Regions from separate parts of the Homo sapiens genome. Here all the other regions are linked to region 6. The links are chromatin loops, found by intact Hi-C in ENCODE. Cell type or tissue: heart left ventricle. All regions are shown on one strand.

Region 1 (4,000 bases), 460 kb before region 6:
TGTAAAATGAGGCCTAGGACATTATGTGGATGGGACGTGAGGCTCGTTTGCTCATGTATAAAATTGGTTTCCAAACTCTGGTCTGGAAGCCTCACTTGGTTCTAGTTTGCATTCCTGGGCTGCAGGAGTCCATCTGACCCCAGTTCTAGTCCTCACTTCTTGTCCTTGGCATCATAGCCAAGTACCTTTGTTGCCAACTCACTATCGGGTCCTCAGGCCCTTCCACCAACCCAAATTATAGATGGGGCTGCTTTCTCCAGCCTGGCTGCCTTGATGGTCAGTCCAGTCCCTGCAGGGCCCTGGTCCACAGATGAGTCTCCTAGCTGGAGGATCCCATGGGGTCCAGAGACCTCTGGAAGTGCCTGGGGTTCAGAGATGTCACAGAGCCTTTGCACCCACTGGCCTGGGGTGCCTGAAGAGGATGGTCCCTCTGGGGAATGCCCTGGGGCTCACACTAGTGGGCTGCACCCTCTTTCCATGCCACCCACACCTCCTCACTCCCTTAGAGGGAAGGAGATGAGGGCCCTGTCTCCTCCTCCTCCTACAGGGACCCACTCCCAACCAGGGCCCACCTGCTAGCTGCTGCTACCCCTCACTGGAACTCCACAAAGACCTCTCCTGATAGACACACACAGAATAGACCTAACATGTGCTTTTCTTGCTTGGAGATGGGTTAGGCTCAGACCCTAAGTTTAGAACAGTGGCAAAGAGACCAGGCATTGGCTCAGAGTGACAGGGCTCTGTGGTTGTGTGACATGGGTCTCTTTCATGTGGCTGCTTCTGCTTCCTTATGTATAGTAATAATAGTAGTGTTCACTGACACCCGTGAATCGGGTGCTGGGGCAATGCGTTAATGGGAATGGTGTAACTTGGTCTTCCTAAACACCCCAGAAGGGGTGGGCCCATTTCCCCATTTTACAGGTGCAGGAAACTGAGGCACATGGAGATTACAGAACTGTCCCAGGCCTGACCGCGGCGGGGTTCAGTAGCATCTGGAAAATCACTTTAGCCCAGGCCTGGCTGAGGCACTGTAAATGGGCACTTTTGTTAATAGTTTCCACATATTCTGGGCTGGTCTGTGTGGACCCTCTCAGTTTTCCAAGGGTTAGCACCTCGGACCCCGCCCTCCATTTCAGGGCAGCAGAAGGGGCTTCTCCCCCCTCAGCTGCTTGTTGGCTCCCGAGGGTCCTGTGGAGTGAGCGCAGGAGGCCCACGACCAGCAGGTGAGTCTCAGGCCAGAGGTTCCCTGGACGCGCCCCCACCCCCTGGCTCCCAGATCCCGCCTTCCCTTAGGAATAAGTGCATCTGTGGGCAGAGGACCGCCGGTCGCACTGCAGCTGTGTGTTCTGTGAGTCACCAGCGATCACCTTGCAGAAACTCAGTTTTCTCATCTGGGAAATGGGGCTGTTGAAAGGAGACGCCACAGATCCTGGAGCGAACCGATCGCGCGGCGGCTCCCGCGCCCGGTGCGGGCCTCGGGACCCAGCAGCCCCGGCCCCGCGTGGCAGGCGGCCCAAGGGGCGGGCCGGGGGCGGGCGCGAGCGCGGGCCCGGGGCGGGCTGGCGGCGGCCGGGCCAGGCGGCGGCGCTCTCCCGCGTCACAGCGCCGGGCGGCGGCGGGGAGATGCGGCTGCTGGCACTGGCGGCGGCCGCGCTGCTGGCGCGGGCTCCGGCTCCGGGTAAGCGCGGCGGGGCCAGGCGGGAGCGGGAAGGGTGGGGGCCGGGCGGCCGCGCCGGGGAGGCCGGGGCTCCGGGCCTGGTGGGGAGGCCCTGCCACCTCCGGGCGCGGGCGGGGGGCGGCGCTGTCACTGTCGCCAGCGCGCTCCGGTGGGCTCGCCGAGGGTCTGGCGGGCGCAGCGGCGCCTCCCCAAGGTTCAGAGGACGCCTCCCGTGAGCGCGGTCCCCGTCCCGACCTCGCCTGGGGCTGGGTACTCTCGCAGCAGCCGAGATCTTCCCAGCGGCAGGCCCCGAGGGGAGATGCAGCAGGAGCGCAGCCCAAGTTGGTGGTTCGCTTTCCTTTTTTCCACGGCAGTCAGGACACACAGCTCTTGGCAGATTCCTCGGAGCAGCAACTTCCCTTTCACTCTCTTCGGAGAGTTACTCCGAAGACAAGTCAGGAGCGGCTGGATCTGCCTTGGCCAGGAGGTGGGGAACGGGGACTTGATCGTGGGCCTTTTGAGGTGACCAGGCCTGGTGAGAGGGGCATCCACGGCTGGATGCAGCGACGCCTCTCCACCAGCACCCTGCTTTGAGGACAACTTCTTGGTCCACACTAATGGCTTTCATTCGGGTTTTACTGCTCCCACTTGTAAGTGTCTTAAGAATTTTCCCTCTTTATTCCCCAGAACTCTGTCTGGCTGCCTCAGGGCAGCAGGGGCCGTACTGGCTGGAATAATAGTAATAATACAGGTATCGATGGTCACTTTCCCTGGGTGCCTATCTGGGCCTATCTCATTTAATTACAACACTTCCAAGTAATAATGACTACAACACGTTTATATATCCAAGTATTAAAAAAAAAAAACATGAACTTGGTTAATCTCACCAATAACCTCTGAAGGAGGTGCTATTATTATCCCTATTTTATAGATGAGGAAACTGAGGCTCAGGCCCATGAACGGACTTGCCTTAATTCAGTAGGCTTGTAAGTGGTGGAGCTGGGATTTGAACCCAGTTAGCCTGGCTCTGGGCTCTGTCAATAACCACTAAACTGTGTTGCCATTGTTTTGAAAATTAGGAAACTGATGCTCAGAAGTCATTTTCCAAGAGTGATCTGGCTACCAAGTGTAGAGCTGGCATTTGAGCCAGCATTAATCCATAGATCCCAGTCTGAGGAGGAGGCACTTGGATAACAGTGGGAAGAAATCCATCTACTGTCCCCCAGCTATGAGTGCAGCCAGGTTCCCAGTGAACCTGAAATCCTTGCTGCGGGAAATGTACCTTTTCCCAGTTGTCACTGTCTCGGCTGGAAAAATGATGAGAAGTTTGCCTTGGACTGGTGGGCAGGGCCAGTTCTCGTGGTCTCTGTGGAGTAGCCAGCAGCCAGTGGTCCTTCCTCTCCCAGGCTCCATGACCACCTTCTAATTGCAGGAGCTGTCAGAGTGGGTGTCCCAGAGATTGTCTTTTGCTGGGGATCAAGGGCATTCTCACATTTCCAGAGCCCTCGGGAGCCTTGAGAGCTGGAATTCAGGAGCCTTTAGAGTCTGCCCTGGCTGTGCCCATGGTCAGCCCTGGAGGATGATAAGAGCTCCTGCTTGTGGGACACTCACTGTGTGCCACCCACTTTTCTAAGTGCCTCATTCATGACTCCTCACCACGATCCTGCTGGGAGGGGCTGGCAGACCCATTTTATACATAAGTACAGCTTCTTAACTGCTGTACTTTTCTGCCTCTCCATTTTGGGACTGACCAGGACCCTAGTGGTCACCTGGTCCCATGTCTCATTTTACAGGAAAGAAAACTGACAGACAATATATTTACGATAGCAAATCTGTAGGCTTGAGAGGTGGCTGAGCTGTCTTTGAAGCAAGATGGCCTAGGTTCGAATTCCAGCTCTGCCACTTACTATGTGAGCTTGAACAAGGGCTTAGCCTCTCTGTACCTCAGTCCTCTTGTCTATAAAATGGGAATAAACAGAGTATCAGGATAAATTGAGAAAATACATCTAAAGGGCATAGAGTTTGTACCCGGCAGGTATTAGCCTCTATCATTGGGCAAGGTGATATTTTTATCCTGGATGGAGCTATTTTCAGGTGATAGGCTAATGTGAGTGAATCAGTCCATGGGCTAGGTCTGGCATCACCTCTGCTTAGTGCTCAGTAAATACTGGCTCCTGGTGCCAAAGACTGTTAAGTAATATAACTATTTCTTTCAGAGATTTAGCTGTATGAATTCAGACTATTCTTTTAATAAGAAAGCTCACTGCTGCTGATCAGTACTGACAGTTTGCATTCCTTATAAACTTAGAGGCTCTGGTCTCCCTGAAGTGAGCAGGTGCAGTT
Region 2 (4,000 bases), 860 kb before region 6:
TGCTACAGATACTGGCATGCTGGGAGCTTGTCAAAAAGTGATGTGAGTTTTCAGAAACATTTTTGAGTATCCAAAGACAGGTACATATAACTTTACTGCACTACATCCTATACTAGTAATTTTTAAGAAATAACTTCTCTACTAGTTATGCTATTGTGCGGTAAAAAGAAAATACAGAAAGTATTATTATTGCATTAGTTATGGGTTTGACATTTTTCATGTTCCATTTTTGGAACACTAGGCAAAACCACTACCACTAGGACTAATAATACCTTTTTTCCGTTTTAGTCCCAAGATGCCTCGAACACTAAGTTTACATGAAATAACTGACCTTTTAGAGACAGATGACAGCATAGAAGCAAGTGCTATAGTGATACAACCACCTGAAAATGCTACAGCACCTGTTTCTGATGAGGAATCAGGAGATGAAGAAGGTGGAACAATAAATAATCTGCCAGGTTCTTTGTTGCACACAGCTGCGTATCTTATTCAAGATGGCTCTGATGCTGAGTCTGACTCAGATGATCCCTCATACGCACCTAAAGATGACTCTCCTGATGAAGTTCCATCTACGTTTACTGTGCAGCAACCTCCACCATCAAGGAGGAGGAAAATGACAAAAATTCTTTGCAAATGGAAAAAAGCCGACCTAACTGTACAACCCGTAGCAGGTAGAGTTACAGCACCACCAAACGATTTCTTCACCGTAATGAGAACTCCCACAGAAATTCTTGAACTTTTTCTTGATGACGAGGTCATTGAACTCATTGTCAAGTACTCCAACTTATATGCTTGCAGTAAAGGTGTACATCTTGGCTTGACTAGCTCTGAATTCAAATGTTTTCTGGGAATTATTTTTCTGAGTGGTTATGTCTCAGTTCCTAGAAGGCGTATGTTTTGGGAACAAAGAACAGATGTGCATAATGTACTGGTTAGTGCTGCCATGAGACGTGACCGGTTTGAAACTATATTTTCTAATTTGCATGTTGCTGACAATGCAAATTTGGATCCAGTGGACAAATTTTCCAAATTGCGACCTCTCATAAGCAAACTTAATGAGAGATGCATGAAATTTGTTCCAAATGAAACATATTTCAGCTTTGATGAATTCATGGTTCCTTATTTTGGTCGTCACGGGTGCAAACAATTTATTCGGGGAAAGCCCATTCGGTTTGGCTATAAGTTTTGGTGTGGTGCCACCTGTCTGGGCTACATTTGCTGGTTTCAGCCGTATCAGGGTAAAAACCCAAATACTAAACATGAGGAATATGGTGTCGGTGCGTCACTTGTCCTTCAGTTTAGTGAGGCACTTACAGAGGCACACCCTGGACAATACCATTTTGTATTCAATAACTTTTTCACCAGTATTGCACTTCTTGATAAGCTCAGTTCAATGGGACATCAGGCAACAGGTACAGTGAGAAAGGATCACATTGACAGAGTTCCACTGGAATCAGATGTAGCTTTAAAGAAAAAAGAAAGAGGCACATTTGATTATCGAATTGATGGCAAAGGCAATATTGTCTGCAGATGGAATGATAACAGTGTTGTCACTGTTGCCTCATCTGGTGCTGGTATCCATCCCCTGTGTCTTGTCAGTCGTTACTCCCAGAAACTGAAAAAGAAGATACAAGTTCAGCAGCCAAACATGATCAAAGTGTATAACCAGTTCATGGGAGGCGTAGACAGAGCTGATGAAAACATTGATAAGTATCGGGCATCAATCCGTGGAAAGAAATGGTATTCAAGCCCTCTTTTGTTCTGTTTCGAACTGGTCTTACAAAATGCTTGGCAATTGCATAAAACATATGATGAGAAACCAGTGGATTTTCTGGAGTTTCGTCGACGTGTGGTATGCCATTATCTGGAGACCCATGGTCATCCTCCAGAACCTGGCCAAAAAGGAAGACCTCAGAAGCGTAACATTGACTCACGTTATGATGGCATAAATCATGTGATAGTCAAACAGGGAAAGCAAACGCGATGCGCTGAATGTCATAAGAACACAACTTTTCGATGTGAAAAATGTGATGTTGCCTTACATGTGAAGTGTTCCGTTGAATATCACACTGAATAGCAGGTGTCACCACCTCCTGAGATAAGAAACATAGTTTTATACATTATGTACAGTGTAGCAGTGGTTTTGCCTAGTGTTCCAATTTTGGAACGTCACATAACAATGGAACATAATAAATTTTTTTTTCTCTTCAAATTTTTGTTCCTTGAATTTTTCTAGGTAACATATATGAATTTCATGCAAAAATTCAAAAAATTGTAACCTCAGACATAAATGGGTTAAAGATGTTTTCTTAGAGAGCACATTGCCTTCTTTTAAATAACAAAGCTGAGACACAAATGAAGACTAATTCTGCTTCCTGCTCTGCACACACCTTTCATTCTTGGCTCTGGGCATAATTGTCTATATCAGTCTTAATTTACTCCATGAGATCTGCACTCCTAACTGAGGGTATTTCATCTGCTCAGATTTGCCAATTAAGTTTACCCAGATAGACCATAAAAAGGAAGATAAGAAAAGTAAAACACCAAGTATCTCAATTTAGCAAATTAGACTAATCTGTAAGGCATTCTTAGCTGTCTGAAATAGAAAACCTATCATACTACAGAATGCAAACTATATTAAATACCCAGCTTGGTGCCTGAATATATTTTTAAAAATCAAATTGTACTCATTGTGCCTCTGTTGTTGAATTTCTTAAATGGATATTGCAATAGGTAGAGAATGATCTTGAGGTTGAAATGTCACTCTGTATTAAGAATGATTTAACTGTATGATACACAGCTTTTTCCTTACAGACGGTGTAGATTTAAACTGCTCTGTGTACAATGATCCTTGCAACATAAAAATATTACAATAGAGCAGTAAGGTCTGTTTTGAATTTTGAGCACCACGGTAGGTGACCTCCTTGAAGTTTTGGAGAGGGCATGTTTATTTTATTAATATGATCTCAGGCAACTAATATTTGATAATTCCCATTAATATGTGTATTTTGTCCCTTTTGTGTGTTGGTATGGGCAGTTGTGTACATTGATTTGTCTAGTATAAAATGTGTATTACATGATTGTTCAGCCTATATTATGTATAGTTCAAAGAACTGCTAAACTGATTTTACTGTTACTTGGAAAAGTTTGCAGGGGTGTAGTGAAGAGTGAGTTTTGACTTACTTTGCACACTATTAAGGTGGGGAAGGAATCATGTTATTGTACAAAAATGAAGGCAATCTTTCCCTTCTTTAAACCTTAGTCCTGATGTTTTTTTAAGACAACATTTGGATTGAAGTTTTAGAATTTGGTTTGTTCTTGTGCAATTGCTTTCGTTCTGTGGCAGTTAGAGGACCCTTCGCTGGCACTGTGAGAAAAGGGGTGGTACTAGGGAGTTTGGAAAATACTTTTTTGAAGACAGTATTATGTAACAGATAGGAATATAGACTCTGGAACTTGATTATCTGGGTTTGAATCTTTTCCCTTAACTCATTGGTAATCTTGGACAGCTTCCTTTCTTTCTCCCTGTCTGCTTTAATTGTTAAAAAAAAAAGAGAGAGAGAGAGAATAACAATAGTATTGATATGGTTTGGCTTTCTGTCCCCACCCAAATCTCATCTTGAATTGTAGTCCCCATATGTCAAGGGAGGAACCTGATGGGAAGTGATTGGATTATGGGGGCGGTTTCCCCCATGCTGTTCTCACGATAGTTAGTTTTCATGAGAGCTTATGGTTTTAAAAGTGGAAGTTTTTCCTGTGCTTGCACTCACTTCCTCCTGCCGCCTTGTGAAGAAGGTGCCCTTCACCTTCCACCATGATTATAAGTTTCCTGAGGCCTCCCAGCCGTGCCGAATTGTGAGTCAATTAAACCTCTTTCCTTATAAATTACCCAGTCTCGGGTATTTCTTTATAGCAGTGAAAATGGACTCATACAATATAGTATCTCCCTTATTAGGTTGTAAAGATTAAATGAATTAATAAATGTGAAATACTTAAAATA
Region 3 (4,000 bases), 350 kb after region 6:
AATCTTCACAGAATCGAAGATCCCAATAACACTAAATTTAAAAGATGTGACAGCATTCCATTTTCTTCAAATGTGTCACATGATAAAGCTATTCGTAGCTCCTAAATTCTCATTCCTTTAGATGTCTATAACAAACCTAGGAAAGCTTAGGCAATTTTCTCCTGTGGGAAAAGGCAAAAAATCGTGAAAGTGGCAAATATGTTCCCTTCAATATTTGCTTCTGGAACATTTCCAAATTTTAAGATAGAGAGGATTACTGGTCCAAATGTTAATATAAATCATCTCAGTCAATTCAGATTACATGAGATGATCGAATTTTAAATAAACCCCCCAGAGATGCAGAGTGAAACAAATGGCATATTCTGGAGAATTAGAATGGACACTGTGCATTAAACTGGTTTGACGTTTACTTGGCATTTTATGTTTGTTCAAAGTTAAATATAAGTGATAACAATAGCAAAAACTACCTGAATACTTGTATCTAGCATTCCAGCCACCACAACAGTGCCAGGCACTTTACATGCAGTACCTAATTTAAACCTCACAGCCCTATGAGGTTACGTGCTATTATTATTCTCATTTGACAGATAATAAAACAGGCCCAAATATGTTATATAACCTGAACTAGCCTATACCACAGTTAGATTGGAGCACGATTAGAACTCAGGGCTGACCTTAAAACCCACGCTAGCAATCATTGTAAGGTTTGAGTTCCTTGACTTTCTAAAGAATGGCAGATTTTAACTAAATCTGAAATATAATAAAGGGTAACAGGAAACACAGGTATCTCTTGTATTTGTGATATAACCCACCTCCAAGAAAAAGAATGGAAGCTACTAAGTTTTCCAAAAAGGGGTCTCCTCTCTGTCTCTCTCCATGCACATACGTATACACACATACACACACACACACACACACACACAATTTTAAAAACTGGATTTCAGTGAAATTTGGCCTGCACAGAGATGTGAAGTGGGCTTTTGTTTGGCGGGAACCCTTTCATATACCTTTTAAAAGAGCATAAATTAACTGTTTAGCGATGCCTTCAGTCTAATCCTTGATTATAAGCTTCCTGAGGATAATGAACTCATTTTATGTCTTCCACAAAGTCTCTGGGAGCATACGGTCTCATTAGAAGGCATGATGCTGTGGAATAAATAAAAGCCTACCTTTCCAAGAATCTCTAGCTTATGGTGAAGCCTTCCATTTGTTTTCTAAGTCTGGATATTAAAGAAAAAATTCAACTCAACAATTTTTTTGGCTTCTGAAAATTACAAAATTACAAAATCCTAACTTTGACTACTGTTCTTAACTTAGGCTTCTGATTATCACCCAAGAAGGGCTCTTTTTGTCCTAGTATGTTTTCTCAAGAACCACCTATCTGAGGAACAAGCCTTCTATAAAAAAAAGTTCTGACAGCCTCAGTTTATACTTTTAAAGCCAAAAACATTAAGGCACTTGCCTAAAGCTCCAGAATTTGATGACAAAGTCCAGATGGCAGAACTGAGAAATGAACCTAGGTCTGATTCCTGGATTGCTCTAGCTCCACCTATTGACCTGAATGACAGGATAACTCATTTCAATACTCCTGTTACCTTTCAGTCAACTCACTTCTGAAATCAAAGTTCAACTTAACCTGCATTAAGAGTAAGAATGCAAGGCTTCTAAATGTTCAGGTAAAGAGCTCATGATTAAGACAATCAGCATCACAGTTCACTGACATAGGCAAATGATTCATATATAAAGCTATGTGGTTATAATGACTTCCTTGGACCACATGAATCAGAAAAGCTACTACCCATACCATTGACTTGACCAGAGACCTCTAGAGCACTGGAATCCTAATGTCAGACATTATTTTGTATTTCCACTCGTGCAACAAAGCATCTCAACCATGTAGATGACTGAAATATGTCAAAATTCAACCCGCTGGCAAAGCAGACCAACAAGAAGCAGGCTCCTATTCAACAACCTCTTAGCACTAGGATAGTTGGGGACTAGTCATTTAACAACAAATTCCTTCAAGTTGTTTCACTGAACATCTCATCCTCACAAGGTCACTTTGATAATATCAGGCATGGAGCAAATAGTTAAGATTATAACCACATTAATTTGTATACAATTTATTCTTGCACTGACTTCCTTTCCAAATGGCATTTCCCCCAGGATCTAAAGGAGTATGAAGGATATAGTTTCCTATTCTGCCAGGACAGGACATTTAAAAGGAGCCCTTTTCATACTTACTAAAGGAATATATTTACTAACAGAATCGATGCTATATCTCTTACTTTAAAGGATAATTTGAAGTGAAATTCAGAGTGACTGCTAATGGATATGGTGTTTCTTCTTGGGGTGATGACAATGTTCTGGAATTAGTGATGGTGATCAAGGCACAACACTGTGAAAATACTAAAAACCGAAATATATACACTCTAACTGGTGAATTTTATGTCAATTAAATTGCAATAAAGCTATTTTTAAAAACCAACAATTTGGAAAACAAAGTAACACAACTCTGGTTCTTTACACAGCCTGTGAGCTACTGCCAAAGGATTGTCAGTAACCCCTACTAGAATCTGACATACCCTAACTAGGTAAAGCAATAAAACTTTGGTATCTCAAAGATTTTCAACCATCATCTTAAAAAAGTATTATTTTCTTATTTCTTCATTTCCACTTTACAGCAAATAATAAGAAACTCATTAGTTAACTCATTTCATATTCTTTCAAATACAAAACAAACGCTAAACTGTATTTAGTAAGTGGAAAAGAGCTTTAACTTCGATAAATCAATTATTTTGAGTTTTAGGCTCATATTTTGTACCAATTGTGTTAATACAAGTTAGAACTTAAAACCAAACATTTCAAGTAAACATTTCTAAAATATTAGAAATATTTCTAATAAAACATTTATGTGGTTTTGTCCTCAATTTTCCACAATAAGAGTCACCAAAAAACTTTCAAATAATATTCACAAAATTATAAATGCAATCATTTTAGACCCCTACTGAAATACCAGTTTATGAGTGCCTGTGTGTGGATTACGTACATGCACACACACGGACACACATAAACTAGCACATACACAGAAACACACACTCCACAACCTACTTTATTTATCATATTAAAAAAATATTTAGACAAGATTTTATTTTAGGACAGTGAATGACCTACACGTGATTCAAAAGCCCATGTCATCATAACAGATAATGTACATGAACTGACCATTTAGCCATCTGATGCGACAGTTGCATGAAGCTTCCAAAACTTTATGGAGAACATTACGGTTTTTTTTAAGGCTTGATTTTAAATATTATCAATTACAAAGAGCTTTTCATCAATCCGACTTTTATTGAACACTTACTATATTCCAGGCTAGGTGGTGGAGAAACAGATGCAAGACAGGCCTGCCCTCAAGGAAGTCCCATTTTGATTGCTTGCTTTTGTCAGGCACAGCACTAAACATGTTCACTTAGAGCATCTGACCTCCTAGGTTTAACGTTAACCACAGCAGGGGAATCTGAGGTAACCATTACAAATGACTGTAAGGCTGCAAGACTGGAAAAAATAAAATTTAGAAATAAATAAAAGCTGTTGTATATTTAGACCAAATCTAATTCTACTTCCTATTACACTTGAACTTCCAGATATACTGCTTAAAAAATGACCCAGAATATAACCATACCTTCCTTAACAGACATCACTTATGTAACTGTCTCATTTAAAGGTCCATCTATTATACTTCAGTCAAAGCATCCTCTTCCATGAAAGGATACTTTACCTTCACACCAAACCTCTTCATCTGAGTACGGTACTAAACAGCTGCTGAATGAATGAATGAATGAAAAAACAGATGTTCTAATTGCCAAGGAGGTACTTGCTGGATGCTTATCTCAAAACACAATGGACTGACGGACCAGAATTCTACTGGAAAGATCGCTGGATTTCAGAGGTAAAAATAGTAATCACTGGACAATGCCATGTAGTCAACATGTTATTA
Region 4 (4,000 bases), 320 kb before region 6:
CCCACAGCCCTTTTCTTGCAGGGATGTGACTCTGCAACCAGTTTATTGCCATTTTGCTCAACCAATGCCCTCTTGCCCATAATGCTACCACCTCTAGAGTACTCCCTCACCCCTGGGTGGCTGGGCACCCCCATCTTGTGTCTGGCCCTTGGCGCTAAGCCTACTGTGGGAGCCCTGAGGCCAACTCACTCAAAATGGCTTCTCATTCACTGGGTCTGGATTTTATATCACCAAAGGGCAAGGACCAGCCTCCTCTCAAATGCTTCTGTGAGCCCCACGCCAGGCTTAGCACAGCACTGGGCCAGTCCAGGAGCTCAGTGACCACATCGAATGAATGAGTGCTGAGTGCACAGAAGACCCTCACTTACGCTTTGGGGGGGCCCAGGAGAGTAATATACTCTGCAGCTCGGCCACCCCAGGCTCCTCTGGCTGGCCCACTGATGTGGGCCACACCCCACCAAGCCCAGGCCATCCCAGGATGCCCTGCTTTCTGCAGAGGCCACAGATAAAGTCCTATGAGGGGACTGCCTAGGTACCTCAGCCTGCATGGATGGATGGATGGATGGATACATGGAGGGATACATGGATGGATGGATGGATGGATGGATGGATGGATGGATGGATGAGTGGATGGGTGGATAGAGAGATGGATGGGTGGATGGATGGGTGGGTAGATGAGTAGAGAGATAAATGGGTAGGTGGGTAGATAAATTAGTGGATGGGTGGGCAAGTTTGGTTTGAATGGATGACGCAAATATCTCCTTTTAGCATTGGGATATAATCTTTTGCATTTAACCATTCAACTTTTATATGTTGTAACAGTATTTATTTTAGTGTGTGTCTGTGTGTGTGTGCATGTGTGTGTCTGTGTGTGTAATACTATATATATAATTTTATTTATTTACTTTTTCCCTGCAAAGAGCCTTGTCTTTTCCCTTCCTTTGCTGTAGGTACCCGTTCTGGAATGGTCTCAAATGCAACCTGCAGGTTTGGCCCCCTGGAGGAAGTGAGAAGAATGGAGATGAACACGTTTCTTGTGTCATGTCCTCATTCTGCCCAAGACACACCTACCCGGACCATGCCGTCTTGACTCCCGGTGATGATGATCTGGCTTGTGTCCCATGCTGGGCCCTCCATCAGGCAGCAGCAGGTTATGGCTCCTTCTGGGCCCCAGGCTGTGGTGATGCTGGCCAGGGGCTGTCCATTGACATTCCACAGGGACAAGTGTGCTCCCGCACAGGAGACAATGGTGCCCTGTGCAGTGAGAGCTGGCATCACTCTAAGCTGGAGTCACTGCCTGCCCATCAGCCACTTGCTCAGCTACCCAGTTGGTACACCCAAGTACTCTCAATCTGTCATGCTCTGAAGACCCCCAAGGTACCCCAAAACTTCTTTCCAGCTGACTTACAGGTCTGCTGTGTTTTCACACAGTTGTAAATTCTTGGTTCTTTTCATACTGCAGTCATGTGCTTAGATACTTCTTTCCTGGCAGAAGGCACCTGGCTCACCCTCAGGCTCCTCCCAGATCCCACTCCCCAACCACACCCTGACTGCCACAGAAGATCCAGCCTGAAGGGTAGCCCTGGCTTTGGACACACAGCTTACACCTGGTAGGTCAGCCCTGCCCCATAAAGAAGTTTTGGATGCCACCTGGTGGATGGCAGGGTACAGAAGTTCCAATGACTGCATGTGGCTCATAAGCTTGTGCAATGTCCCTGAAGAGGGAATTTCTAAGGAGAAATTTCCCCATTGTATCTCCTGATATGCTCACATTTGAGTCTTTCCTCCTCAAGTCCTGTTTATTCTATAGTGGCCACTGTCACCAAGGTCCTGGGGCCATCCCTTTGAGCCTTGCCCTAATCACAGAAGGGATGTAGGGTGCTCAGTGCCCCTCCACATCTCACTGGGCTGGGATCCATTAGAAGTTCCTGAATTGTTAGGGATGGTCTGTCTGAGGCCAGAGGCCATGTCTGATACCTCTCTGCCCCACAACCAGCAAGCACAGACTGAAATCAGTTGGCTGCAGGACAACTTGTCCTGGTGCCAGGCTTCTCTGGGGTCTAGGGACACAATTCCTGATGGGTTTTATATTCTCCCAGGTGAAGGCTTCAATGCCTTCTATACATCAACCCATCCATCCATTCACCCACCATCTACCAATCCATTATCCATTTCATCCATCTTTCCATCCACCTATTCATCCATTTATCTGCTCATTTATCCATCCATCCATCCATTCATTTATCTATCTACCCATCCACTCATCTATCCACCCGTCCATCCATCTATCCATTCATCCACCCATGCATCCACTCATCTACCCATCCATCCACCCATCCATTCACACTCCATCTACTCATCTAACATTGAATCCAGTTTTGAATTCAAGCCTACCTGGAGCACCACTTTCAGCAAAAATTGGAACCAGGAAGCTCCTATATCATCCCTCCTCTTTTGAGCCCTCTGCCCATTTTATTTATGCCCTGGGCCCCTTAGGTTTTCTGTGAGCAGATGCAGAAACCTCTGCATCCTCAGGGAACCCCATATCCCATGACAGGGCTTCAGTCTGGAAGAAATTTCACACCGGTAAGTCGATCTCCCTGGTCTTTGTTAGCCAGTATGGAAGGAGAGGCAGAGAAGCTTGCACTGCCATGAAGACCAAACCTGCCAAGTCAACACTGATTTGAAGGTAAAGACCTAAATGAGTCAGCCACATCCAACAAAACCCTCCCTAAAAGCCAATTTTTCAGCTGCAGCCCCCTGGTGCCCGCAGCAAAGCAGACACTTCCCACTGTCCCCAACACCAGAGGGAGGAAAGTAAAGAAGCGGACATTGAAGCTAGACCTGGGTGCTACAAGTGAGATCTACAGCGACTGTTCCACACAATTGGGGGCCCTCTCAGCATTCTGGGGTGGCTAGAGTCTCTGTGTCTCTGGGCTTTCTCCTGAGTGTTGTACCCCATGCTACTGCGAAGGTGAGGACACGGACACTGAGAAACAGGAGACTTACTGAGACGTCACTGATGGTGATGGCTGAGATGCCTTCCCGATGGGCGGGCAGGCGGGTCACGTGGGTGAGGTGGTCCAGATCCCACAGGATACAGGTGCAGTCCTGGGAGCCGCTCACCAGGAGGCTGAAGGTGACTGACGCTGCCAGGCACGTGACAGCCTGTGTGTGTCCATACAAGGCCTGGGGACAGAGACTCACAGGTTAGGAGAGGGACCCTCAATTCAGCTACTTTTGGGAATTCTTCACCCTCCCTATAAAGCTGGGTGCTGGATGAGGAAATGGAGATTCTGAGTGAGTCAGTGATTCCCAAGTCTGTTGTCTGTGCAGCTGGGGGTGTGTGCATGTGCGTGTCCATGACTAGCCTCTCCATTTCATTCATCTCCAGGGGTGGAGGCTCTGCTGGGGAGAAACCATTTTTTTACTTATAACCCAACCAGAGGCTAGCCACACCTGGATGTTTTGTGCTGCCCTACATCTATCTTGAACCCGGGAGCAGTTCATGTCATGAGTTGTTTTTTTTTTTTTTTTTTTTTTTTTTTGAGACGGAGTCTTGCTCTGTTGCCTAGGCTGGAGTGCAATGGCATGATCTCAGTTCACTGCAGCCTTTGCTTCCCAGGTACAGCAATTCTTTTGCATCAGCCTCCCAAGTAGCTGGGATTACAGGTGCCTGCCACCATGCCTGGCGAATGTTTTTTATTTTTAGTGGAGATGGGGTTTCACCAAGTTAGCCAGGCTGGTCTTGAACTCCTGACCTCAAGTGATCCACCTGCCTTGGCCTCCCAAAGTGCTGGGTTTACAGGTGTGAGCCATCACACCTGGCCAGTTCATGTTACGATTAACATACAAAGCACTGTTGGCAAACTGTGGTGCCCACACCAGCAGGCTCAGTAGCAGCAAGTAGCCTCTTAGAATGCAAATTCTTGGGTTCCACTCCAAATCTCCTGAATCAGAAACGCTGGGGATGGGGCCCTGAAGTCTGAATTTTCACAAG
Region 5 (4,000 bases), 290 kb after region 6:
TGAATCAGGAAATGACTAAATAATTTAATATGCAATTAAGGTTTAGATGAAGTTGATTCATCAAGAGATAATTGTAATCCAACTGTCATGCCATGACTGTAACACATGAGACATGCTCATTCTTTGACAACCTAAAGTTTGTCTTCCTTATACTCATATCTAAAATATCATTTAGGTACACAGCTAATAATAATAAAATGGCTAGGATTCAATATGCTTTAAAAAATACTTTTGTCAAAGATTCTTTATAGACAAATGAATAATTTTACATTTCTCTCAAAAGATGGGATAATAATCTCTTTAGTTTATCGTTATTTTGGTTACCAAGAGTTAGCAAAGGTTTAGAATTTCCACACAAGGCAACATTGTGTAAATGCGGTAATAGTACTGACGGCAATATCTGATAATACATAAAAAAAGAACAAAAATAGCAATAAATCTAGTCAATGCATACGAAAATTTCTAAGGTGATATGGAGGATACAAATTTACAGTCATGGGAGGATATTTATCTTAGATATCTTTGGGTTCAGTTCGCATTACTGGTTATTTTTGTTTTAATAGTTGTGAAAGTACAATTTCAACTTTGCAGTGAAAAAGGACAAAGACAACAGAGCCAGAAAAATGATACCACAGCCACACAGAAATTAAGTACATCCTTTAAACAAACCCCTTTTGTATTGTTTGCTTTACTTCACTCCTGCTTCCTTAAGAACACTGGCAAACAGCCATATTTCCTGTTTTACACGGCTTAGCTGCAAGGACTCTTAAACAATAAAGAGAAATCAAGGGGATTTTATAAAGACAAATTGTTGTTACAATATTTGTAATGTAATCTAGTTATAATATTGTAAATAATGTGTATTTACATCAATAACTTGCCATTCTCCTTTAAATCGTACACTATATTTTCAAACTGATGAAATAATTCAGTTATTATTCCTGAAAAATAAGATTATTAGGTGCAAACACTTTCTCTGGAAAAATCAATTTTATAGTGTTTGCTGTCATTCTAAAGGTATCTGTAAAAGAGATACCAGTATGACTGATTGCTCTAGCTTGGCAAGAATATTTGTTTATAATCTCAAAGATCAACTGTGAGAGGCAATCAATCCTTTGTTTGGAGTTTTCTGTCTTTAGGATATGAAAGTATCCAACTAGTTGATATTACAAATGTTTCTGCCATTTCAGAAAATAATTATTTTCTCTTGGGCAAAAAAATAAAAAACAACCCTTGATATCACAAAGAGTTTGCCTCTCTAACTTACTGTTTCTTTGATCCTAGGCAACTTCTGATTCCTTAGTTTCTTCATCTGTAAATAGAGATATTTGTACTTGTCTTCCAAATTATTGAGAGCATCAAATTAAGTAAGAAACTGGCACATGATAAGCATTCAACAAATCTTAATTCCTTTTCCTTTTTACTTAACTCAAAACAGAAAGCCATAAGCATAAAATATTTCTAAAGAATTCAGTTTTTTTTTTTAAATTTTTTCAGGCAATATCAACAGGGTCAATGTCAAAAACAAAATTCTCCTCAGGGTTGGTTACAAACATAAGCTCTAATGAGCCATTTCATTATACTCATTATTTGGCTTCAAAAACTCAAGATACCAATGTGTGCTTTCAGGGAAAATAAAAATAAAAAATAATAAAAAAGGAAACTTAAGGAAACGAATTAACGCAGTGAGCTCCCTGCTGATGAAAATATCCTCTTTAGTCATCCTGGTATTTCCCTCCACTGCCCCATACAATTCCAAGCACAAAAACACTAAATAAATATTACTACAGAACTGAAGCAAATAGCCCCGTGTGCCTCAAAAACTCCTGAGGTACCACCATGTGCTGGAAAATGACTCCAAATGACTATGAATCAGGAAGAAATGGATGAATTATTAACTGCATGCCTAGTTTGAAGAAATCTAAATAGATTATTGGCAATTGAATTAAAGTCTAAAATAACTTAAAAGCAAAAAACAAAATCTTCTAAGCACTGTAATGCACTTTTTACTACTGATATGAAGAACACTTCACCAGCTTTTCAGAAGTCTGTAAATAATCAGAAAATGCGAGGAAATCTGCCATCACATATATGTAAAGCTAGGTTCAGGTAAGGGCTCATCCAGTTTTTAAAAAGCAAACAGTACTCAAAGTAGAAACTACAAGCAAAGCAAGCAAGGATCAATCTGAGCTGCCAAAGTGGTGCACTTGAGCCATCTAGTGGATGGAGAAAAATGTAAGTTTAATTCTGTAAGAAAAACGTCCTACTGCTCAATTCCCTATGAAAACAGTAACAAATATGTTCTTTGGAACAGTACATTAAAATTGATAAAAGATAGTATTGAACTAACAAGTAGATATCGAGGAAAGATGAAAAATACAATGACGACAAATTTTTCAGGGTAGAGTTCAGATTTTATGGATAACTAAAGATGAAAACTAAGGACAAACACTCTTCCTTTATGGTATTTTTCTTACAACCATATAATCATTAGACCACACATAATTTATAAAACACATTACAGAAAATAAGAAAGATTTCTTGCCAGCTCCAGCTACCAAAGCCAAAGGTGGGGAGAAAAGAGAAATAGGAATAGATAAATGAATTTCTATGAGCGCATATAAAGAAAAGGAGGTTACCTTTCTGCCAGGGGACTCACATTCAATTATGGTTATGGCAACCCCAGCTCACCTAGGACTCCTGCTCCCATGTGGGACTGAAGGCAAAATGACCTTAAAATTTTCAGTACTCAGGAGGCTGAGGCGTGAGGATGGCTAGACGCCAAGAGTTCAAGGCTGCAGTGCATTATGTTCAGGCCAGTGAATAGCTACTGCACTCCAGTCTGGGCAACACAGCGAGGCCCCATTTCTAAAAAATAAATACCACGCTAGGTGTGGCGGTTCACGCCTGTAATCCCAACCCTTTGGGAGGCCGAAGTGGGCGGATCATGAAGTCAGGAGTTCGAGACCAGCCTGGCCAACATGGTGAAACCCTGTCCATACTAAAAATACAAAAATCAGCTGGGCGTGGTGGCAGGCGCCTGTAATCCCAGCTACTCAGGAGGCTGAGGCAGGAGAATTGTTTGAACCCGGGAGGTGGAGGTTGCAGTGAGCCAAGATCACGCCATTGCACTCCAGCCTGGGCAACAAGAGTGAAACTCCATCTCAAAAAAAAAAAAAAAAAAAACTAATAAAATTTTGGAAATCACAAATTACGTGAGCAGTGTGATACAGTGGAATCCACTTAAATTTTGGAGGCACATTTTTCTTGTTCATAAAACTATGGTCTTGGAATAAATTAGTGGTAAGATCGCTCTTAACTAAAATTTAATGATTTTAGAAACCCCTACCCACTTCCCACCCCCCACCCCCAAAATAGAGGCTAATAAAAAGAAAATGTGGTTTTTTTCTTTGTATTTGTTCCCCATTAATTCACATGAACAGTATATGATTTCCTCTTCTGAGTCTGGGACACAAAGATGACTCCCTGATCCCAAGAAATAGAGAAACTAGTTAGTAGAAATAAAACACTCAAAGTTCATCTTAAAGCAAGGCAGAAACAAGGGTCAGAAAAGATACAAATGAAATGCTACAGATATCTTTGAGGCTAAGAATCTGGCCTGAAAAAAGGTAATTTTCACTTCCGTATCTTTCTTTCTAAGACTCATTGTGTAAGGAGAAAAGAGGTAGAAGGGATGGGGGATATGGTGAAGGGAATGAATAGTGAGAGGAAAGAACAGAGGCAAAAACAGCAACTGTCAAAGAAAAATATTCCATTTTGCTGGGCATACAGGTTTCATAAAGGATCCACTGCAGGAAATAAAGCTGGAAAAAGGTACGATGAATTTACTTTTGCATCACAGACCACTGGCAAACCACATCTGAGGACATTAAGCAAGGCAAATAAAGCTGGTCATGTCAATGAAAATGAGGAAAATTTTCTGAAGTTTTGGAAAGAATCAATGAAATTTGCTAGTCAACTGGCTATACAGGCAATGAGG
Region 6 (4,000 bases):
ATTAAAGGCAGTCGTGTTCGCTGTTCCTTGTCGCCAACTTGATTTTAAACACTCAGGTAAACTCAGGCACTAGGTCACCTGGGAGTATTTGATTATAAGGTGTTCATCCCAATGGCTTATATTTTAATTTATCATGTAAATTTAAATGCAGAATATCTTTCAATGTGTGAGAAACCTGGTTTGAGAAGCAAACACTGCCCTACCTTCTGCTGCTGCTAATGATGGACGAAGCAGAAGACACAAGCACTTCCAGGGCCCCTGCTAAAGGTTGCAGCTGGAACACACCATCCTGGCCATGGGCATGAGCATGGTGTACTTAATGCGAGCTGGGCACTTAGTTAAGTGCTCTGCCTGACTTTCCTCGCTTCATTCTCTAACAGACCCAGGGATTCAGCAGTATTACTATCCTCACTTTATACATGAGGAAGGGGGCTCAGGCTCTCTGAGCCCCCTAGAGACCCGGCTAAGAAGTGTCCGAGGCAGGAGTCAAACTCCATTCTCTGGCTCCTGAGTTCTGTTCTTTCCACCGAAGTTCGTGCCTCCTCCCCCAGCAAGCCTGGAGAGTGAGTGAGCCCTCACCAGGGCACAGACAGAGAAGGTCTGGCACACTCTTTTCAATGGAGCCCCCTATAGCTGTGGAGACTGACGGGGTCCAAGAACAGGACGCTATGACCTTGCTTCTCAGGCGCCCTGAGCTCTGGTGCTGTGGCAGACGTGTGCCTCCTTACCTCTGCCAGCTCCCACTCTCCACCACGGTCACCCTGCCCCACACCCGGGGTCTCCAGGGGCAGGCAGGTTACCACAATGCTTCGGGTGAGTGATGGCCCTGAGGCTGGACTGACCCAGCTCTACCCAAAGGCTGAATCAGGCTCTCCAAGGCTATCAGCCCATGGCTAACCACCCTGCCTTGGTCAAGGACAAGAGTGCAGGTGATTCCAGGTGAACCTTGACGCTGAACCCAGGTGAGCACGAGGCCACTCCACTCTCGGGGAAGGATCTCTCTGCCCAACACAGACTCTGGAAGCCAGTTCAACAAGAGCCACCTGCCTGCTTCCTCTGCTTTGACTTTCAAATGCCAGCCATGCTGCGTGTGGCTCTGGGACCTTGGGGAATGCGCTGACCCTTTGTGACCGTAGTTTCCCAGTCTACGGGCGGTGTAGGCGCCTTGGGAAGTAGCTCCGATCCCCCTCGGCAACCTCAGGGCTCCTCCCCTGCTAGTGATTTCTCCAGCCCCCACTCTCTCCCCATACTTAAGACACAGAACTGGGCCAGCTATGCAGAATTCACCTGCTCCGAGGAAGACTCAGTATAGAAAACCCTCTAAATCCCACACGCCCTGCCAACAGCACAGGGCGCACAGGACGGTGAGCTACAGATGAGGCTCGGGCGAGATGAGGTTGGGTAACCGGAAGCCAGGCGGGAAGGCGCAGCGAGCGGTCCGGGCACGCAGGAGGCCGCCTCCCCGAGGCCCGCCAGGGGGCGCCGTGCACCAGGGCCCAGGAAGTCGCCTCCGCCCGTGGCGCCACCCGCGCTGCCCGGCAGGGGTCAGCCTCGCCCGGCCATCCCCGACCCGGCTGCTGCACCCTTCTGACTCGCTGGGACCGCCCGCTGCGCCGCATCCCCCCCCCCCGCCCCCCCCCCCCCAGAGGCGCCGAGCAGCCGGGAGCTCCGTCCTGCCTGAGGATGCGGGGCCCAGGCTGCATCCCCCCGGCCCTGCTCGCCTGCTCATCACACGGAGGCCGGGGACAGGGTCACGGCCAGGGAGCCTGCGGGGCTAAAGGAGCGGGCCGGGAGCTCAAGAGCTGCCGCCGGGCGGCGAGGAAGGAGCCCCAGGCAGGCCCCGGGCGGCCGAGGCAGGGGAGGAGACGGCTGGCCCTGGTTCCAGGTGAGCAGCCCCGCCCGCTCTGCTGGAGGCCCCGCTTACCACCGGCGGGAGATGCGGGTGCAAGCCCTGGGGCGCACGTGGCCAGGCCACTGCCACGCCCGAGGGACGGGTTTTCGTCGCCACCTCGGCCCTGGTGAACCCTGTGACTGGAGTGCCTCCCAATCCCACCGTGATGCCCACCTCGGGGCGCTGCCAGGTGCCAGGCTAATGCGTGTGATCCACAGTGTGCTGAGAAGTGCTGACTGTCATTGTGAATGTCCGTGGTGGGGTGACGCCCGGGCAGGGTGCACTGGCCTGGTTCCAGAAGACCTGGCCTCTCCAGCTCCCACGGCGCGCCCGTTTGCTGCGTGGCCCATGCTGCTGGCGGCTGCTCCTGGCTGAGTCATTCCAAGACGAGCGTCCAGTCCGCGCTCTCTGCCGCCCTTCCCAGCGCTGCCCGGCAGGCCCCGGGAACTGTGCCCAGCTGTGCCCGCTTAGCTGGTGTATGACCTGCCTTTGAACTTGCTGCAAAGAAAGGTGGGTGAGGGAAAGGCGAGGGCTGGGGTGAGGGACTGGAGAGCAGTCTCCTGTCCCTTCTCCCCCTGAGGTCACTGTCCTCCAGCTGGTGGGCAGAACTCTGTCCCAAAGCCTTCCAAAGGAGAGGCCCACGCTGTAGGACCTTGTCCCCACTATAGGCTGAGGTTGGTAAAGGTCACAGAGGTGGTTCCTGATAAAAATTCCCTAACCAGAGGTCTCCTGATGCAGCGTCCCCCGCCCCCCCCCCCCCCCACACACACACACACATCCACTCTCCATGGTGTGGGTGGAGGTCAGTGAGGAGAAGGGACCTTCCCCGGGCACACACGGGCCAGTTCGTGGGAGGGGCCTGAGACAGGAAGGAGATTGAGTCACCGAGCTGGCCAAGAGGAAAGAGAAGAGAAGAGAAGAGAAGAGAAGAGAAGAGAAGAGAAGAGAAGGAGGGAAGGAAGGAGAAAGAAAGAAAGAAAGAAAGAATGAAAGAAAGAAAGAAAGAAAGAGAAAGAAAGAGAGAGAGGAAGGGAGGAAGGATGGAAGGAAGGAAGGAAGGAGAAAGAGAGAAAGAAAGAGAGAGAGAAACAGAGAGAAAGGGAGAAAGGGAGGAAGGGAGGAGAGAAAAGAAAGAGAAAGAAAGAAAGAAGGAAAGAAAGAGAAAGAAAAGAGAGAGGAAGGAAGGAAGGAAGAAAGAAAGAAAGAAAGAAAGAAAGAAAGAAAGAAAGAAAGAAAGAAAGAAAGTAATCAGCATGTCCAAGGAGAGGAACTAACATTCCCCCTCTCCCTCTGTCTCTCTCTCCCTCTCTCTCCTCTCATACAGCACACACTTAAACACACACACCACACCAGCGGGGCAGTCTCATGTATCTTATCCTTAGGGCAACCTCACTGTGGGCACTGTATTTTGAACCCCTTCTCCCCAACCTTGGTTGCAGTGCCTGGCATCCACTCTAGCAACCACCTCTTTTCCATACCAGCTGAGGTGGCTTTTACGAAGCCAAGCCACCCTATTCCTGGGATGAGACCAGGTTGGCTTTAGCCAATCAGCACATTGCATTGGTTTGGGTGGTTCAGGGATGGGTGAGTGGACCAACCAAGGCCATGAGGCAAGAAGAGATGTTTGGGAGAGTAGGGAGGGGCAGCTTCCCAGCACTTCTGAGAGAGACACTGGAAGATAGGCTCTTTCTTTGTGTTGGTCATGAAAGAAAGAGTATTAGTTCCTGAAGCGAGCTGGTGTCCAGCATTTTTTAATAATGAGGGGACTTTGTTGAGAATGAAGCAGGCATTCCAGAAGCAAACAGGAGAACTGGAAAAAAAAACCCAGACTTGGTTAACATTGTCAAGCTGCTGGATCCAGCCATGCCTGAAGTCCATATTATGAGGGCTTTCCTGCTCAAGGAGCCAATAAATCCCCTCTTTTTAACTGACTTTCTTATTGTCTGCAATTGAAAGTTTCTTACCTGGTGGTATTTTCTTTTTTGATCAAAGAGAAAATGGATATTCAGAAGGTATACGTTTGCCAGATAAAATACAGGATACCCAGTTAAATCTGAATAGTGTTTCAGGTCAACTATACATACCTTTTTAGCAGGTATTATGTCCCAC
Region 7 (4,000 bases), 100 kb after region 6:
AACACACTCCAGCCATCAATTCAGAAAGGCACTGAGTGTGTGCTCCATAGGCCAGATAAGGGACATCACCTGTGTGCATGTTCATTATCTGGGTCAGAGCTATTTACAAGAATTTATTTGACTCTTGCCAGTGGTGTTGGGGGTGTTGGGGGCGGTAGGAGAAGACCCTTTGCCATATAAGGTAACATAGTCACAAGGTTCCAGAAATTAGAAGATGGACATCTTTGAGGACCATTATTCTGCCTCCCACAATACTCCCAACATCCCTCTAAGATAGGGAATGTCGTCAGACCTATTGTACAAAAACAGACCGTGGAGATTAGAAAGAATCCCCAGAGAGACACACAGCTAGTGGCGGAGTTGGGGCTTCAGCCCAGACATTCTGGGCTACACACTTACCTTGCCCTCCAACACAGGCATCTGGCCATCTGAGGACCCCTACAGATTCTAGCATTTTCCCCACCTGGGCCTAAGGACTTTGTTATGGGAAGGAAAGTTCCTGAACTCCTTTGTCTCAAGCACAGCAGCAGTAGCCTGCCTGCGCATCAGGTTCCTGCAGATCCTGCGAGCTGCTCCCCAGAGCTGCCCATCTCTGCCCTCCAGCCTTTGTGCAGCTGCTGAGCAGTTCAGGGAGAGCGGGACGGGTGGTGGGCGGTGAGCGGTCCAGTCAGCCTTTGCAGAGTGCGGCGCAGCTATCTGCAGAGCAGAGCACAATGCCAGTGCTGCCCGGGGCCCAAGAGTGGTCCCCTCTGCTCCCCTCCCACTGGGGGCTCCGGATTTAGGATGCTTCCTATCAGCCTGCTCAGATGGGACCTGGGAGGCTGCACTCGAAGCTCATGCTTGGTTCTGGCTGCAGCTGGCAAAGCTCCCCATCCTTCACAGCCCATGAAGATGTCAGGCCAGAGGGGTAAGGTGAATCTCCTGAGGCCAAACAGCTGGCAGGTACAGGAGCCTGGACCCTCCCAGGTCAGCCTGACCCCAGAAGGGTGGGCTTCCTGTTACAGCAGTTGCTGACTGAGGCTTCAGCTATAGGCCATGTTGGGGCTAAAAACGAATAAGAAGATTGGATGAACCCACCTTAAACCACAGCAACGTGCAGTCACAGGAAGGCCAAGAAACCCATTCACATCCAACTCAGCAAACCTCTCGTGTGACCTCAGCTTTGAGCCAGCCTTGCAGGGCCCTGAGATGAGCAGGGGTCAGTCTCTGCCATTAGGGAGTCTGGGGACATTTTCTTCCTGAGCTCAAGGCACAATAAGGACTTATCCTCACTAGGCTGAGCACAGTTACCTGGGGGCAGGAGCAGGAAGTATCACCAAGTGGGCCATGCCAGTGTGCACCAAGCACAGCCCCCGGGGTAAATGTGCAAAGACCAAGAGGAAATCCAGGCTGGGTGGGTGAAGGGTGGCAAGTGCATCTGGGGGGACAAGGGGCTTCTCCTACAGTTCCGAGGGTGCCAGGTGGCAGGCTCTGTGAGCAGTGAACTAACAGGCGCAGGAAGGAGCCTAACAGCCCCGCCTGGGGTCTGGGCCTAGGCCAGGAAATCAGGGCAGGATATGAGGAAGGAGGACAAACCCCGGATCACTTCCAGGCTATGCCTGTGCTGGCCTGTGGTACTGGTCACACCACAATGGGTCCCTCACTCTCCAACCAGCACCCCCAAGAGGGGGAAAAACTTGACAACTCTTGGAAATGTGACAGAATTCCAAGGAAGGTCATGCCTAGAATTAACTACGTAAATTTTAAGCCATAGTTCTATTTGTGCAATTCAACGGTATAAAAAATGACAATGTTTTCAAAGTAGAATTAAAAATGAGGAAACATTATACTGTGAGTGCCATCTAGTGGAGAGATCTGCCAGTTCTGGGCCAGAAAGTGCAGGCCCTGTTGCCCACCCCCAGCCTTTCAGCCAGCACAGCTAGATAGGAGTGGAGCTTGAGGCCAAGCCATCTGGCTTCCAAAGCCACACACTAAAATTGCCCTCCAACACAGACATCTGGCCATATGGGGCCTCCTACAGATTCTAGCATTGTTCCCATCTGGGCTGGGAGGTCTTGGAACTTGATACAGCATACACCTCTGGTTCCAAAAGCACCTGAGAACCTGCACATCCAGCCACTGAGCAAGACACAGAGAAAACACTCTTATAAGGGGGCTTTAGTGCCAGTGGGACTTCTGTCCTCTTGTGGCTGTGGCCTGCCACTGCTTTCCCGACATGGTCAGTATATAAAGCGTACTGAGAGGTGGGAGCAATTGCTTTGGGCAGAGGTGACGGTCTCCTCCCTGAAGCTGCGGGGACACGCAGGAAAACCACTTATAAAGTTTAAGGGAGGCTGAGAGAAAGGGTGACTGGCATTTGTGTCTTGCTTGGACAGTTGCTTACACACAAGATTTGCTTTTCATGGTTACCCAGGCAAGGAAAATCTGACTGAGGACTGATGGCAAATGGGGTTCTGCCAGGCACACCTCCTGCCGTAAGCATCCAGTTCTCAAGAGGAGCAGAATGTGAAGCCTCTGTGGGACCACAGGCCTGGGCACTGATGGAGAAAAGAGGATGACATGGGCCCTCAGACTTTCTAGAATTCTCATAGTGCAGGGCAGACAGGCAAGATGCCACCTGCAGGAAGTCAGCTGAGATTTGAGGTCAGAACGCACAACAGATCCCCAGTGCCCAGAGGAGCTGGTTGGGAGGGTGCCCCTGCCCCAGTTCACAACACCGTCCACCAGGGAGGGAACTGCAACCTTGCCTGGCAAGCAAAGAAAGGTCTACATTTCCCCTCTGCCTCCTTCCCACCCCAGTGCCCAGGGTGCAGTTCAGGGAAGAGTCTAGGAGAAGCAACCCCTATCTATGCCAGCACACCCCAGTCCGTGAGGGCCACAGTGCTGGGGGAGCAGCACAAAAAGAGCTTTGAACCAGATGTGAGGGAACAGAATTAAGGATTGGAGAGATCCTTAATGAGACTGTTAGAATAACTAAGAGTGGCACACACTCTGGACCCTGGGAAAATCACCAAGTGAGCAACGACTCAAAGGGAAGGTAGGAAGTGATAGGCATAGTTATTGGGAAAGTAAAACCATTTCATGTTTATTCTCCAGTGAGCTTAGCTTTTTTGTATTAGGGTAAGTGAACTGCTGGAATAACCCCCAAATCTCAGGATCTTGACACAAGAATGTATTTGTCTTTCATATAAAGTCAAAAATGAACACTTGTGATTGGCAGGCAGTTGATCTCCCAGCATCTTCCTATTTCATGGTTTCGCCATCTGAAACCTGTGGCTTGCAAAAGTATCCTAGTTGTTTCCATGCTAGGAGGCCATCATGCCTGGGAGATGTGTTGGTCCAGGCCTGGAAGTGGCCCCATCATCCCGTCACAGCCCATTGGCCAGAATGCAGTTGCATGGCTACACCTCGGAGCAAGAGAGTCTGGGAAATGGAGTCCACCTCTTTCCAGGAGGAAGGCAAGGCTGGTTTGGTGAACAGTCAGTAGTCCTGCCATTCTGTATAATGATCTGTTACCTTGGAGTAAGAAAGACACCTTCCTACCCTCACAGAATTAACAAGTTCAGGAAGCAGGCAGGAAGGCAGACATTGACTCACAGGATGAGAAAGGCTAGGAGGAGAGTAAAAAGGCAATTGTGTGAGCCTGGAGGAGGGGACCCTAATGCACGCAGGGAGTGCATGGGACTTCCAGGATAAAGTGACAACGACCCTGCTCTTTGAAGGTTAAGTGAGAGTCAGCCAGGTGAAGAATCAGGGAGAGCAGCTGGGCAGAAGCAGCAATGGGCAAGCACAGTGGGCACGGGGTCTGTGTGTCTCCTTCACACCTTAGTTCCAAGGCGCTCAGCACATAGGTAACTGAATTTAATGTAAGGATTGGAAGCAACAGGAGGTTAAGCTTTCTGCCAGAATGAAAAGTTGTCCTCTGTGGCAGGAGAATGGTGTCGGGCAGTGGTTCTCAAGCTTTAGTGAGCCTCCGCCTCATCTGGAGGGCTTGCAAAAA

The links. A loop is a pair of places that touch in the nucleus more often than their neighbours do. Peaks named below come from ENCODE experiments on the same cell type or tissue, not always from the same donor. Only the 100,000 strongest peaks of a DNase experiment are listed, where the experiment ranks them.
Region 1: a loop joins it to region 6, with 6 times the contacts of the local background. A loop is called at or near these places in 2 of 110 quality-filtered maps.
Region 2: it touches region 6 in a loop (15-fold over the local background); 57 of 110 quality-filtered maps call a loop at or near these places.
Region 3: it touches region 6 in a loop (5-fold over the local background); 14 of 110 quality-filtered maps call a loop at or near these places.
Region 4: it touches region 6 in a loop (4-fold over the local background); 46 of 110 quality-filtered maps call a loop at or near these places.
Region 5: a loop joins it to region 6, with 22 times the contacts of the local background. A loop is called at or near these places in 92 of 110 quality-filtered maps.
Region 7: it touches region 6 in a loop (6-fold over the local background); 93 of 110 quality-filtered maps call a loop at or near these places.

What each region holds. Positions count from the first base shown.
Region 1 is chr10:49,113,109-49,117,108 of GRCh38, reverse strand. It overlaps VSTM4 (V-set and transmembrane domain containing 4), which reads left to right and starts at 1,587. Exons shown (of 8, transcript NM_001031746.5): 1 at 1,587-1,678. The coding sequence starts at 1,624. In heart left ventricle, a CTCF peak has its summit at 1,925; DNase peaks (open chromatin) are centred at 1,318, 1,758 and 1,848; H3K4me3 peaks cover 2,944 bases; H3K27ac peaks cover 2,375 bases.
Region 2 is chr10:49,513,410-49,517,409 of GRCh38, reverse strand. All of the region lies in intron 5 of ERCC6 (ERCC excision repair 6, chromatin remodeling factor), which reads left to right. PGBD3 (piggyBac transposable element derived 3) reads left to right here. Exons shown (of 2, transcript NM_170753.3): 2 at 289-2,305. The coding sequence starts at 296. The coding sequence ends at 2,077. Among named protein-coding and RNA genes, the nearest start is that of PGBD3, 8.9 kb to the left of the region's middle. In heart left ventricle, no CTCF peak of the experiment used is centred here; no DNase peak of the experiment used is centred here.
Region 3 is chr10:48,307,653-48,311,652 of GRCh38, reverse strand. All of the region lies in intron 1 of MAPK8 (mitogen-activated protein kinase 8), which reads right to left. Among named protein-coding and RNA genes, the nearest start is that of MAPK8, 3.0 kb to the right of the region's middle. In heart left ventricle, a CTCF peak has its summit at 1,553; no DNase peak of the experiment used is centred here; H3K4me3 peaks cover 576 bases.
Region 4 is chr10:48,974,051-48,978,050 of GRCh38, reverse strand. It overlaps WDFY4 (WDFY family member 4), which reads right to left. Exons shown (of 62, transcript NM_001394531.1): 58 at 3,010-3,189; 59 at 1,072-1,254. It overlaps LOC105378298 (a long non-coding RNA gene), which reads left to right. Exons shown (of 4, transcript XR_007062370.1): 4 at 951-1,072. Among named protein-coding and RNA genes, the nearest start is that of MIR4294, 9.5 kb to the left of the region's middle. In heart left ventricle, a CTCF peak has its summit at 1,659 (motif pointing left); no DNase peak of the experiment used is centred here.
Region 5 is chr10:48,361,924-48,365,923 of GRCh38, reverse strand. All of the region lies in intron 1 of MAPK8 (mitogen-activated protein kinase 8), which reads right to left. Among named protein-coding and RNA genes, the nearest start is that of MAPK8, 57 kb to the right of the region's middle. In heart left ventricle, a CTCF peak has its summit at 2,217 (motif pointing left); no DNase peak of the experiment used is centred here; H3K4me3 peaks cover 334 bases; H3K27ac peaks cover 1,425 bases.
Region 6 is chr10:48,653,910-48,657,909 of GRCh38, reverse strand. It overlaps a transcript of ARHGAP22 not described here. Among named protein-coding and RNA genes, the nearest start is that of WDFY4, 29 kb to the left of the region's middle. RefSeq lists an enhancer at 1,035-1,104 and a silencer at 1,355-1,944. In heart left ventricle, a CTCF peak has its summit at 1,501 (motif pointing right); DNase peaks (open chromatin) are centred at 1,499, 1,999 and 2,229; H3K4me3 peaks cover 1,684 bases; H3K27ac peaks cover 848 bases.
Region 7 is chr10:48,549,876-48,553,875 of GRCh38, reverse strand. All of the region lies in intron 3 of ARHGAP22 (Rho GTPase activating protein 22), which reads left to right. Among named protein-coding and RNA genes, the nearest start is that of ARHGAP22-IT1, 40 kb to the right of the region's middle. In heart left ventricle, CTCF peaks have their summits at 1,647 and 1,856 (motif pointing left); no DNase peak of the experiment used is centred here.